Regions from separate parts of the Homo sapiens genome. Here all the other regions are linked to region 1. A link is a contact called in ENCODE Hi-C or POLR2A ChIA-PET data. All regions are on one chromosome and are shown on one strand. The core of a region is the stretch at or near the end of the contact, and the rest is flanking DNA. Distances in the headings are between cores, read along the strand shown.

Region 1 (2,743 bases), core at 159-2,658:
TTGGGGGTTCTAATGCACATTGAAGTTGGAGAAACAGCACTGAAGAGTTTGGTCAGTTCCTTCTAGACCATATACTTGCAATTCTAGTAGTTACCACCATGTGGCTTTGTGGGGGACGGGGGTTGTGGGGGGAGCCTGTACCTCCATGTGGACAGGTGTGGACACTTGAGAGAAAGCATGGCTAGTACCCAAGACAGCCTCCTCTGGTTTCATTTACAAAAAACAATTATTGATGAGGGTAGCGGACTTCATGCGCTGCACCCCTGTTAGTGATCTCTCTTACAACAACCACACAGAAGAGACAGGACTTCCTGAGAACCACATGCCTGAGGAAGGTGCTGGGATGGAGGCTCAGTGGGCCAGGCTCAGTGGAGAGCATCTGCCACTGCTGCACAACTGATCTGTGGCCAGGAGCTGAGCATAAGGACTGTGTTTGCCAGGAGAGCTTGAGGCCATAGGCCTGGGAGCTCCAATCCCTAGTGCTCTCTACCATGACTACTGAATGTTTTCTGGGTGGCTAATGATGGCCAAAAGCTAGGGTTCCCGGATTTATCAAACAAAAATAGAGGATGACTAATTAAATTTGAATTTCAGATAAATAACAGTCTTTAATACAAGTATGTCCTGTGTTTATCTGAAATCCAAATTTAAATGGGTGTCCTGTAATTTATCTAGCAACTTTACCTAGGGTTTCTCTGTGCTGCTCTAACCACAGAAGGGGCTGAAGTCCCCATGTGGCTTGCCCCCAGCTTGGAGCTCCATGATCCTGGCCTTGGGTAGGCCCTATACCCAAGGCAGGTGAAGAGTGTGTATGGACAGGGTATGGATTTCCTGGGCAGGGGCAGGAAGCTCATTCATACTGATCTAGCTCTTATGAGATGCTGGCAGTGTGTTAAACACTTGACTAACATCTCATTTAATCCCCTGACTACCTAGTGAGTCGGGCATTATCATTATTATTTCCACTTTAGAGATGAGGAGACTGAGGCTCCACGATGTTAAGACCACAGGCTGTTTAATGGAGGAGCAAGGTTGACATCCCTGGGGCTGGTGCCAAGTCTGGGAGTAGCTGAATCTCCCAGGCCATTCTCTCTGGCAATCCCAAGAGTTTAACGCAGTGGGAGCAGCCCCTGCCCCCGAATCCCCAGGACAGGAACCATTCCCAGTTTCTCTTGGCGCTGGCCCAGGGTCTTCTCCAGGCTCACATGCTTGCTGGAGGCTCCAGGCGGGTGGGGAGATCTGCAGGGTCCCTTTGTTCCCGTCCGGCCAGGACAGTGTCCAGTGGCACGAGTTGCCATGGGGACTGCCATCTGCTGTGTGGATACCCATCGGAGGGGCCCAGGGTGAGCGACTGCCCCAAAGGCCCAGCCTGCCCTGAGCCCTGAGGCCAGCTGGTCGGCTTTCCCTGCCATTATCCCCCGAGCCAGGCCGGAGTGGGGCTCCCAGAGGAGCTCTCGGCTCTAAGTCCCAGCCCCTCTCAGAGGAGGCGTGCGGCCGAGGTTCTGCAGCCAGAGGCTTCTCGGCTCTGAGCTCCGGAGCCAGATGTAACATTGACCTTAAATGGTAAAAGCTCCCCAGAGTGAAGAGAGGCTGGCCAGAGGAGGAAAGGAGAATAACTCAGTTTTAGGTAAGCCTCCCCTATATCCTAGAATAACCTGCCTCTTCGGCTGGGAAGCGGAGGGAACCTTCTCTTCCTTAAAGGTACAGGGTGCTGGGATGGGGGTGCTAAACTTTAACTTTCCAGGGGAGCTGGCTTTGTTGGGTGGCATTTCAGCTGAGTATCTTTATTGTTGCTGTCTTAAGTTTTAAATCAGAAGTGAATCTTGCCAGTCCTAACTTAACTAGATTGTGCTCCTTTTGCTTGCCGTTGGAAAGTGTGCACAGCTCAGGGTGAAAATGTGGGTCCTGACAGGCGATTGCAACCCCTAGCTTTCCTGTGGGCCCCTTTGTGGCAACAGTGGGGTCTTCAGCTTTGGCAAGTCTGCTAAGCAGAGCTTTCTCCCCTCTGTGCTTCCTGTGTCTCTCTCTCTGTCCCCCTACGCCCCTCTGCCTTGAACCTGGGCTGGCATGACCTGTCTAGATCCTTAAGCCTGCCTCTATTTCTGTCTCTGCCCTTCCCATCCTGTGTTCTTGTCACAGTCCCTGTTTTTATCTCTGTCCCTGTCTCCTCTTTTGTCTCCAGCTTCCCCTGGCCTGTGCCCTTCCCTGCTCCCTAGAGGGGGTGTATGTGCCCGGCCCGTGCCCGGCCCTGCTCACCTCCAGGGCTCCGAGTTGAAGCGATTCCTAGAGTGAGCACCATTTGAACTGGCTTTTTCCAAAGGAAAAGCCAGTGGAAGCCAGAGGCCAGAGAGAGGCCCAGCTGTCTTGCTCCCTCCTGCCCAGGAAACAGTTGTAAAGGCTATAGAGGCTCTGCAGTTTGAGTAAACAGCAGCCCGGGGTCTGGGACCCCTGGCCAGCACTCCAGCCTCCCAGAGCTCGGCAGCTGCTGAACACTCTTCAGGCTGCTCACTGGGGTGGCACAGGGAAGTAAATCTGGTCTGAGCAGAGTCTTTTGCAGGGAAAAGGAGGAAGCTTCCTGGGACTGTGAGGCTGGGGGTCCAAAGGAGTCAGGACCTGCCAAGGATTGTATTGCCCCCACCGAGGGACGATGACATGCTAGTGAGGCAGGTGGAGTTGCCCATCCCCCTGCACTCCCCTACCCCAACAGTTCTATGGGGGAGGGAACTCAGGTTAAGTGACTTGC
Region 2 (2,743 bases), core at 138-2,637, 130 kb after region 1:
AATAGAAAGCTGGCACAGCGACCTTTCTAAGGCCTCTTCATTGGTATTCCAGAAATTCTATGGCTGGTGATCACTGTGACTCTCATTCTCCTCCTTGACACAAAGCCTTGCCTTCCCTGATTCATTCTTCCCCTTCCTGTCTTCCTTCGTTCTTTTTGCAATAAGTGAACAAATGCTAGAAAGCTAGCTCTCTTTCGGGCATGGTGTTAGGCTTTAAGAATAATCATGAAGAGGCCAGGACTCTGCCTGTCTGCCTCCCTGGTGCTGTGATGATAGAGTCATGCATGTTTCTGAGAAACTGGGGCTTGTGCTCACCCAGATCATGAGGTCGGTATTGGAGATGTGTAAGGGCTGTTACCCTGGTCTTTTAGAAGTTCCCTGCATTTGTTTAGAGCAGATTCTCTTTTTGTTATTGATATTTTTCACACAAATATCTAACTTTATGACCAGTACCACTTATATAAAAAAGAATTCGTTATCCATATACTTTTCCTATAAAAGACATTCATTTTGGAAAAATCTCATAAACCTTTGCCCAAGACATTGCTTACAAGCCAGAACTCCATAATTACCATGAAGCAAAAACCACTGAAAATCCGGCTGGAAAAACATAGAATACACTCTGCTGGTACACAGCACAGATAAACCTCATGTTCATCGAACAACAAAGGTGGAGTCTGACTTGAATTCTGGCCTACCAGAATATGAAAGGAGTTATTAAGAGAAAGTTATTTCATAAAAGACCCCTGTGGTGATTACTATTGTAAAGTTAAAAATCCTTGGGGAAAGTGTAAAATGTTTAATTTTGTAAATTGCCCTCCTACTTGTGTTATGTAAATGTGAATGTTTATATGTGCCTGGTTTCTTTGAAAAAGGAATCACCTGTAGTGGTGTAGAGATTTCAAATGTGTAAAAGGAGACTCAAAGGAAGGCAGAAGGTTCTAGACTCAGTATTTAAGTGGACATTTACTTTCATGAGCTTCAGCATCATACCCTGCAGATCACAAGGCCGAACAGCTGGGTGGAAAAATCACTGATTGCGGGAGGAAAAGAGGCACAACCTATGCTCAGTCTCCTTTAGGGACAGAGATGTTTCTAGGAGTACATAAACGATGGACTCCACAGGCAGTAACAGTGAATGGTGTGAGAACTGAGCTGCTGGGGGAGGAGGAACAGCAGGGAATATGGGAATTGGGAGAACCTTTAGCAGTTCACACTGTGCTATCTGCCTTCCTCATTTGTGTGTTTTCTGAGTCAGCATTAGCTAAATTTTCCAGAAGGCCATCCACAAAGTACAGCCTGGGCGTTCAAGGGACGTCATTCATTTCCCCCAGTGACCTTGACAAGTCAGAAGCTTGAAAGCAGGGAAATCCGGATGTCTCGGTTATGAAGTGGAGCAGTGAGTGTGAGCCTCAACATAGTTCCAGAACTCTCCATCCGGACTAGTTATTGAGCATCTGCCTCTCATATCACCAGTGGCCATCTGAGGTGTTTCCCTGGCTCTGAAGGGGTAGGCACGATGGCCAGGTGCTTCAGCCTGGTGTTGCTTCTCACTTCCATCTGGACCACGAGGCTCCTGGTCCAAGGCTCTTTGCGTGCAGAAGGTAGGTTTCTCACCAGATTTCCAAACTGAAGCAAGGCTTCAGTCCTAAGCCTCCTAAGCTGTTGACTATGGATTTCTGGGAATGAGGGTGACCCTCAGTGTCAACAGCAGGTCTAATTGGTGGTACTGCTCTGCCAAAAATGTACCACCATATTGTCAACTTCACCAAAATGATTGACATTTACGTTTGTATCATCTGGACTTTTACTTTTGGTTATGGAATATTTTTAATGAGGACATTTTGAAATAAAACACTGAAGAGAAACCATTTGATTTTTACTCTTTTTTGTATGGGTGGTATTTAAATTTTTTGTAGCAATGGGATCTCGCTTTGTTGCCCAGCCTGGTCTTGAACTCCTGGCTTCAAGTGATCGTCCTGCCTCAGCCTACCAAAGTACTGGGATTGCAGGCATGAGCCACTGCATCCAGAAGTAATAATTTTTTTTTAAGTATTTCATTGAAGACGCAAACCATGATTGTAAAAAATTTAAAGCAATCACTAAGCTTGGGAATAATGGGTAACTTTCACTAAAATTGGCCTGTTTTTATGTTTTTTGGGAGTGTTAGCATAATTATTTTAATTTTGATTTTATCATACCATGAATGAGGTGCAATGTTTTAAAAAAATATTCAGTAAATAGCAAATTAGCTGAAAAAAATCTGTAAAAATATAAGTTTGAAAATTAAGCCATCGGCTGTCTACTAAAGGAATGACTTAAAGTGATCGCTGGGCTTTTGAGATGCCTAAATGGAAACCTCATTTTGCACTGTAGGCAAAAAAATTGTAACCACAAATCACTCATTGCAGCTCTGGGCAAATGAAAATCTGAGCACTTTAATAGGAAAATGTGTGTTCCTATGCTGGAAGATGACCTGAGATATAAAATATGCTAGAAACAGACATTCAGAGTTGATTTATATGTTGTTGCATTACATTTTATAAGAAAGGTCAGAGTTATATGATTAGTTTTTTAAAATACTGTTACTTTCAAATAAGTTTGGTCCTCTTTGAAATCCTCTGGGGAGACTATTTTTCCCCACAATGCTGCCATTATTCAAACTATTGGACACTGTTTTTTGAAAATGACTCCATCACACTCTGGACTATCCTCAGCAAGGGAAAAAGATTTTCTAGGGAAA
Region 3 (2,743 bases), core at 163-2,662, 68 kb after region 1:
TGAGACTGTGGCTCCTGTCAGCTCCAGTGAAAAGGGCAGGAAAGCGCCAGCCCCTGCCTGGGATTCTGTCTGGGGAAGCCGGGAAAACCTCATCTTTGTTGATGAGCAACAGAAGCGCCCCACCCTGCTCACATCGAGGGGCCCACGTGCTCAGTGTTTCAAGGGCAGCAGTAGAATTTAGTGTCACCTGGAACTGGGTCTGGGATACAGTCCTCTGGAAGAGTCTCAGCACACACGAGGCAGCCACACAGACCCCCAGACCCACGTGCTGCTCACGGCCCAGGTTTCCCTTGGGGAATGAACAAAGTAAACTAACACTGCAGAATCTTAGAGCTTCTGAGCAGGAAGACATCACCTTTGCAAGAATCACCCCATCCAATGATCCCTAACCTCTTTGGATCATGGAACTCTGAGAAATTGTTGAAAGCTGTGGATGTTTTTCCTAGAAAAACACCCCTCCACACACAGACATACACATACATAATTTCAGAGGGTTCACAAACCTGGGTCCCTAAGAGTTAAGGGCCTTGCTAAGCAGCACCAAGGCTAGATCTGGGGCAACTGAGTTAGGGCCAAAGCTGCCTTCTATTCAGTTTTCCTCAGCTCCTATCCCTTGGGAAATTCTTGGCTGGTTTTGGATTGCAGGTTCCATTTTCCTGTCTGTTTGACAAACCTCGGGCAGAAGCCCTCTCCTTCCACATCGTCCACTCATACCCCATACACACTTATACAAATGGGCCCCTTGGCAAGGTGTGTGGGGGCAGAGACTCCACAGCAGAAGTGGCCTCACCTGTTTCCCCTCAACCTGCCCCCGAGGGTTCCAGCTCTACCTTGTCTTTTTCAGAACGTCCCCAAAGGGCTAGCTGACAGGAAGCAGAATGACCAGAGGAAAGTGTCTCAGGGCAGGCTGGCTCCTCGTCCTCCTCCAGTTGAGAAGTCCAAAGAGATTGCAATAGAACAAAAGGAAAACTTCGATCCCCTCCAGTACCCCGAGACCACACCCAAAGGCCTAGCTCCTGTTACAAACAGCAGTGGGAAAATGGCCCTGAACAGCCCTCAGCCTGGCCCCGTGGAGAGCGAGCTGGGGAAGCAGCTCTTGAAAACGGGCTGGGAGGGCAGCCCTCTGCCGAGAAGTCCAACCCAGGATGCGGCAGGAGTGGGTCCCCCAGCCTCCCAGGGGAGAGGCCCAGCTGGAGAGCCGATGGGGCCCGAGGCTGGCTCCAAAGCTGAGCTTCCACCCACTGTGTCCCGGCCCCCGCTGCTGCGAGGGCTCTCCTGGGACAGTGGCCCTGAAGAACCTGGCCCCCGGCTGCAGAAAGTGCTTGCCAAGCTGCCACTGGCAGAGGAAGAAAAGCGTTTTGCAGGCAAGGCCGGCGGCAAGCTGGCCAAGGCCCCTGGTCTCAAAGACTTTCAGATACAAGTGCAGCCCGTGCGGATGCAGAAACTGACCAAGCTCCGAGAGGTGGGTTCCTGGGGGCCAGTTGGGCAGAGTGTGTACTCCAGGTACTCCCTGGGCTGAAGACCTCAGGGCTGAGTCTGGGCCCCTGGCCAGGGCAGCTCTGGCCTGGACTTGGGCCTTGTGAGGGCGTAAATTTTCCCACTCTGAGAAGTCAGGCCTATTTATGTGGCATCTCTTTCCTAAATACCAGTTTTAGGTGCTTTTTTATGCCAGTTACCAGGCAGAGCTCAGTCTAAAATCTAGTTGCCACACAAAGCCACATCTCAGGGGAAGGCAGACGTGTGGAGGGACATGTGGGCCCCTCAGTCCTGGGCTGCTTTCCTCCTCCAACCGGAGTCAGTGGCTCATAAACAGGAATCCCTTGATGGAGTGCCCAGTCATGCCTAGGATTAGCTAGCAAGGGTGAAATAGTGATTTCCTTTGTGATGCCCCCAAGCCTTCCTTCCTGATGCCTGTTAACAAAAGCTTTAAGTCCATCTGCAAGTGTGAAGGCTGCTCCGCCCATGGTGAGTTTCTTCCAGTGCCCATGGTGTCCCCTCAGCTTCTGTTGGCCATCAAACCAGGCACAGCGGTCTCCTGTGGGGTTGCCACCCTATGCAGGGTATGATTGGGGGCATCCAGAGATAGAGACCAGATAACAGGACAAAGCAATTCTGACCAGTCCTGTCTCCTCCAGAAGGCCCACTTGGAATATAAACCAAGGCACCTGGATTCCACAGAGTGAGGCCCAGCACCCTCAGAGCAGGAGGCTTCTCCTGGCTCCTCTACAGAGGGAAATGTGGGGCAGGGAAGAAAAGAAGGTGCCCGATAGCACTCAAGCACAATTGAGGGGATTTGTGTGCTGGCAGGGACACATTCCAATGCTGGCCACTATCCTATTCAGATACCTTCATGATGCTCTGAACTGGAGGCACAGGGGAGCTGGGGCGTGGCTGCTGATGTTAACATTTTACACACAAAACTCCTCCTAGTCAGAAAGACCCAACTAACTAGCGGATCAAACAGCACAGGGCCCAGAGGAGTTGCCACAGTCCCGGATCTCTAGCGGAAGTTGGAGCCAAGGGGCCGATAGCCAGGGATTTGCCTTCATGGGCCTCTGGTTATCAGAGCCTCCTCACTCCCTACACTCCTGCAGATTTCGCCCACCCAGAGAAGTTACAGGGAACCTGGAGGCCCCATGTCACTAACCACTACCCTGGCACCTGAGTGCCCAGCCCCTACCCGACTCCAGTGTGCTGAAGCTGATGGGCTGTGGGCCTCTGGCTTGCTAACCAAATGGGTAAA

The links. Hi-C counts contacts between places; a loop is a spot of excess contacts on that map. ChIA-PET counts read pairs that join two places held with the same protein, here RNA polymerase II (POLR2A). Pooled maps may share reads with other maps.
Region 2: a loop to region 1 is called in a map of ascending aorta, with 2.1 times the contacts of the local background. The contact joins the promoter of LYVE1 here to the promoter of IRAG1 in region 1. A Hi-C loop is called at or near these places in 2 of 168 maps with a recorded cell type or tissue (aorta and ascending aorta) and 1 of 50 pooled maps. POLR2A ChIA-PET finds 5 or more read pairs at or near these places in 2 of 52 experiments (B cell and activated CD4-positive, alpha-beta T cell).
Region 3: a loop to region 1 is called in a map of ascending aorta, with 5 times the contacts of the local background. The contact joins the enhancer-like site here to the promoter of IRAG1 in region 1. A Hi-C loop is called at or near these places in 5 of 168 maps with a recorded cell type or tissue (ascending aorta, esophagus muscularis mucosa, ovary and 2 more) and 4 of 50 pooled maps. POLR2A ChIA-PET finds 5 or more read pairs at or near these places in 5 of 52 experiments (AG04450, BJ, Caco-2 and 2 more).

What each region holds. Positions count from the first base shown.
Region 1 is chr11:10,692,420-10,695,162 of GRCh38, reverse strand. IRAG1 (inositol 1,4,5-triphosphate receptor associated 1) reads left to right here and starts at 1,408. Exons shown (of 21, transcript NM_130385.4): 1 at 1,408-1,627. The coding sequence starts at 1,561.
Region 2 is chr11:10,567,309-10,570,051 of GRCh38, reverse strand. LYVE1 (lymphatic vessel endothelial hyaluronan receptor 1) reads left to right here and starts at 1,387. Exons shown (of 6, transcript NM_006691.4): 1 at 1,387-1,604. The coding sequence starts at 1,520. All of the region lies in intron 1 of IRAG1-AS1 (IRAG1 antisense RNA 1), which reads right to left.
Region 3 is chr11:10,624,685-10,627,427 of GRCh38, reverse strand. It overlaps IRAG1 (inositol 1,4,5-triphosphate receptor associated 1), which reads left to right. Exons shown (of 21, transcript NM_130385.4): 9 at 845-1,462. Among named protein-coding and RNA genes, the nearest start is that of LYVE1, 57 kb to the right of the region's middle. Within about 2 kb of position 1,412, at least 7 of the 41 ENCODE cell types and tissues checked have a DNase peak (open chromatin) inside an H3K27ac peak, as active enhancers do; they include ascending aorta, where a contact is called at or near this core.